Linked DNA regions of Mus musculus: region 2 is linked to region 1. A link is a loop called in an ENCODE intact Hi-C map of the cell type or tissue named here. Cell type or tissue: left cerebral cortex. All regions are shown on one strand.

Region 1 (2,500 bases):
GGACTTCATACAAGCAGAACCTCTGTCTCAGAGTTCCTGCAGTCTGAGGAGAATTAGGCACACTCGGTGGACTTGGCTGGAAAATCATTCAAATACATAACCTCCAAAGTCACTCCTTGTTTTTAAAAGTCCACAATTCTCTGATGAAGCAAGTGGAATGTATTTCCAAAAAAGAGGTTAATGAACATCTTACTCAATGACTTATAATTCACTCCACCAGATTCTGGAGACTTCTGGCTGATTCTTGCAAGTAATCCCATGGTACCAAATTTCTGCCACTTGCCTGGAAGTTTATGACATCAGAGTGCAGTGTCTGACCTGACCCTCTGAGGGAAAATATTATCTAAACTATGAGGCAATTCCCTCACATCTACCCTGAAAGCCAGGCATGCCTTTCTGGGTGCCTCAGGCCAGTCCAACAGTAGACTATGGGGTTCTTTGCAGTTGACTGACCTGGCTGCCACAGATACAAGTGGTCTCAGCCATCTGCTCACCAAACAGCTTTCCCTGTGGCTGAAAGCCAACAATAAATTAAAAAGAAAAAAAATCAATTATCAGTGTGGATCTAAGTTATATCTCAGGGTGGGGTAGCAAAAACAAATAGGTTGTCCCATGCAACTGAGGAGTATTTATCCAGCCCTCAAATGGCATGCTATTATGTTTAGAGGTTTTTATGCAAAAAAAATGGGAATGGTTTTTCATCAAGCTGTCCACATTGATTCTTCTTAAAAAATATAAAAAGTAATTTTAAAAAGAAGAAAAATGTGTTAACCATACAATCTGTGTCCATAGAACACAGAGGAACTAGTTCAACTGGCTATAAATGTTCAAATACATACTCCTGCAACCAGAACTATTTGGGACTAGGCTTACTTATAATCTTGGATAAAGGGCAAATGTGCAAGCTAAGGTGGGAAAAGATAGTTTGTCACGTATCCAATGGTATCATCAACTCAGTTACACAAGACATTAGTGTGAGTGACAGATGTTGAAATCTTAAAATTAATTTCCTCTGGCTGTTTCTTGAGTACTTGGCTATTCCACCTGAGGTATTTCTAAGGGGATAAGAAACTTGGAAACAAAAATGGTACATTTCGAGTCTTTTCTCATGAGAAGAGGCAGGGACCAAAATTAGCCCAGCCCACACTGAGAATTCTGAGTAAGATCCGATTCACGGACTTTTGAAAGTGAAAAAGAGACTGAAAAGAAAGCCATCTGTGATGGTTAGTGTGAACTATCAATTTGATAAAATCTAGAATCACTGGGGTGATAAGCCTTATAAGCATATTTAAGGATTATAATTATTGCACTAACAGAGGTGGGAAAGCATGTGCATTGTAGGCGGCACCATTCCTTAGGCAAGATCTTGGACTGCATAAAAGAAAGCAAGATGAGCACTGTTCACTATCCTCCTCTTGATTATGAATGCCATATGACCATTTCCATCACTCTCCTGCTGTTGTGATTTTCCCTGCTATGTTGGAAAATGACCTGAAAAGACAAGCCAAATACACTTCTTCTCACTAAGCTATGCTTCAGAGTATTTTATCAAAGCAATGGAAAAATGAAACTAAGACACAGCATAATGCATAAGTTGATTATAATAACAGCAATAATAAAATAGTAATCAACAGTATAATTCCAGATGCCTGTATTCTAGCACTAGGGAGGCTGATAAAAAAGGAATTACTTGAGTTTGAAGCCATCCTGGGCTACATAGCAAGTATTATACCAATTAGGAATAGACTGTGCGAGCTTGTGTTTAAAAATAATATGCTAAAGGGGTCTGCAACCCTATAGGTGGAACAACAATATGAACTAACCAGTACCCCCAGAGCTTGTGTCTCTAGCTGCATATGTGGCAGAAGATGGCCTAGTCGGCCATCATTGGGAAGAGAGGCCCCTTGGTCTTGCAAACTTTATATGCCTCAGTACAGGGGAACGGCAGGGACAAGAAGTGGGAGTGGGTGGGTAGGAGAGTCGGGGGGGGTGATGGGGGAACTTCTGGGATAACATTTGAAATTTGAATGAAGAAAATACCAAATAAAAAATATTTTTAAAAAATATAATAATAATGGTAATAATAATATATAAATAATTTTATTGAAGACAATACACAATTAATCTAAAGCATTTCTACCACAAAGCATGTCCTCAAGGCTTTCACAAAGAAAAAAAATCAGAAACTTAGGAATCTCAAAACCTGAAAGATGTTAACTCTCAAGAATACCAGTGTCATCAAAGACAGACTAAAGAACTGATTCTGATTAACGAGTATGAAAGAGATGGCTTCTGCAAATACTGTTTGATCTCATGGAAGGGAAGAATGGATGTACGACTCAGACCAAAACAATTAGTGAGATGTAAGTATCTGCAACTTTTAAACTAGTGACGATGTGTGTGATGCTCTTACATTTTAAACCAGACTTAACAGGGTATCCACAAGCCTGTGAAAGTACAGAGAAGAGGCAGGGACCAAAATTAGCCCACCCCACACTGA
Region 2 (2,500 bases), 260 kb before region 1:
TCGTTCATAAGATGTGTAACTTAGTGGCTCTCAGCTGGACTCTTTGGACCTCATTGTTTTCATTTGTTATGGAGAAATTATAAACAACGCTGTTCACCACATGCAAGCAAAATGAACCTTGATTGACCCTGGCACAAAATCAAAATGAATCATAAGATATATAATGACAAAACTTAATCGAAGTGCACTGAAAAAGAACAACTTATATTTAAAAACAAAAACAGCTTAATAAATTGAACTTTGCAGGAATTGAGAATTTTTGCATTTTTAGATAAATGCTGTTAAGAAAATGAAAAGAGAAAGCCAGAATTTGGGGAAAATACTTGTAAGTTATATATCTGATAAAGAAACTGCATGTAGATGCTATGGAAGTAGCCCTAGCTTACTAATGTTGCAAAGAACCAAGAAAGGTACATAAGATGGGAACAGACCACTGCCAAAAGGGATGTGGTAACACGCACGTAAGTAGGTGTTATTGGTCGTCGTTGGAAATGCAAACCCAAACCTCAGTCAGGCATCCCTACATCCGCACCATGCCATCCTTCATGTCTTTGTACCTGTACCATGACCCTTCAAGTAAAAACTTCCTTTTTCCATTTTATAGCTAAGGGGATGTCCATGGCTTTATTGGATGCTGAAGGTTACAGAGCTGAGATGTGGACACCAGACTTCAAACCCAGCAGTCTGATTCCAGCATCCAGATGTCCATGACGATCCTATGGAGACATTCACCTGTTGGATCTGTGAAGGTAAAGACATGTTGACCTGTACTTTGGTGGACCTCCTTGACACATAGCAGGTGCCCAAATGTTGTTGGATAAAAGTGAGCCATTATCAGCACTTTCCCCTGCCCGTACTGAGGTTTTATTAGGGTGTGCATCATAACTACTAGAGGTTTAGAATGACTTATTCATGACACCTCTTATTTGATATCTGAAAATTTTACAACTAGTCTTGGGCAGGTCTACCTCTACTTTTCCATTACTTCTTTCCTTTGTCCATTCACTTCTTTCTTTGCTTCTTTTTCTTCTCTGATGGGCTCCTGTGGCTTTACCTCACTTTGTTCATTGTGAGAATGCATGTAAGTAGGCTGACCTCCAGGAGGGGCTAGCATTGTCAACAGGGGTTGCCCAGACTCCATGACTCCCCCACACATACACCATGGCCTACCCCAAGGCTGGAGCAAGCTCTACCACAAAGTGGCTTCTGCAGGTCTTCTCTTCCTCCAAGGGAGGCTATGGGCCTATTGGAGAGTTCTCTGCTCTGTCTGTCCAAAGATGCTTCTTCCAAAGCAAGAGCCCAGAACATCTAAGAACAGAGCCTATGGAGGAGGGAGGCACCGTGCACAGGTGGCTCATTGCGGCCTGCTTTCCCCCAGGCTAAGAGAAGTGGCGGGTGGGCAAGTTTGCCTCCATCCTTCTGCTGAGAAGGATGGAGCTGCTATTGCCTTCCACTCTTGGATCAACACTGAGCCTGCCTAGTCTGCCAGGCCATATGGTCTGAAGAGAGGCAGTCATCCCCGGCTCTGGCAGATGGATGGAGCTATGCTGAAAATGACAGTCTAGCAACTGGGGAGGTATGGCTGGCAGACTAGAACCCAGGGAGAAGGCTAGAGGGAAATGAAAAGGACAGGAGACCAAGCAAAGAAATAGCTTCCAGGAGAGGAGGGGAGAAGAGACATTTGTCCTGGAAAGAGAAGAGTGAGGAGCCTCAGATGAGGCCATGCTCTCAGTGTGCATAGGATATTCTTGGCATTTGTGTTTTTCCACATCTGTGTGCCACCTACCTTAGTTAATTTGTTCTCTCTATAGACTTTTTAAAATCATTAATTAGTTTATTTAAAAAGGGATGTTTTTTCATTGCTGCATGTGGAAATTTTGTCATAGCTAGACAGTTACTATAAACATAAATAAAGGGAAAACAAAATAGCATATTGCATTCTACGTAGAGGCTACTCTGGACTTGAGCCTACACTTTAATCAACAAACAGAATTAGTGCTTTAAATACTGACCATCATGAAACCAGGATGTTTTCTATGTCACGATCAGAAAGTTTAAAAAACAGAACCGCTTTTTCCCTCACTGTGTGATTCAGCATTGCTTAATGTAATATGAACCACTGGTACCAGCTTGTGGGAAACGAATAAGAATAAACATGGCCCCAGAGGTCAAGAGACAGGGCCACCATTTTTCCCTCCACTTGGACAAAAAAATTTTTACGATGAATTTTGATTTTTCTCATCTGTTATAAGACATAGAGTGGAGCTGCCTAAGAAATAACAAATCATTTCTATGTTTTGCGCTGTGTATTAAGATTTCTGAAGCTGCATTCCAGCTTACTGGGAAAGGATGCCATGATAGATTAGTGATGTCTGTCACAGGTGCAGAACTGGGAATGGTGAGATGCATGATGCCCATGAGCCACTGCTAGATGAGAAAACCTCTAGGGTACCCTGATTCTGACAGCCCATGATTTCACAACTTACATACTCGTCCAACA

What was found. A loop is a pair of places that touch in the nucleus more often than their neighbours do. Peaks named below come from ENCODE experiments on the same cell type or tissue, not always from the same donor. Only the 100,000 strongest peaks of a DNase experiment are listed, where the experiment ranks them.
Region 2: a loop joins it to region 1, with 15 times the contacts of the local background. A loop is called at or near these places in 2 of 42 quality-filtered maps.

Annotation. Positions count from the first base shown.
Region 1 is chr11:43,882,596-43,885,095 of GRCm38, reverse strand. It overlaps a transcript of Adra1b not described here. Among named protein-coding and RNA genes, the nearest start is that of Adra1b, 47 kb to the right of the region's middle. In left cerebral cortex, no CTCF peak of the experiment used is centred here; a DNase peak (open chromatin) is centred at 1,232; H3K27ac peaks cover 1,170 bases.
Region 2 is chr11:44,142,192-44,144,691 of GRCm38, reverse strand. No RefSeq gene overlaps it. Among named protein-coding and RNA genes, the nearest start is that of Gm12153, 180 kb to the right of the region's middle. In left cerebral cortex, no CTCF peak of the experiment used is centred here; a DNase peak (open chromatin) is centred at 1,443.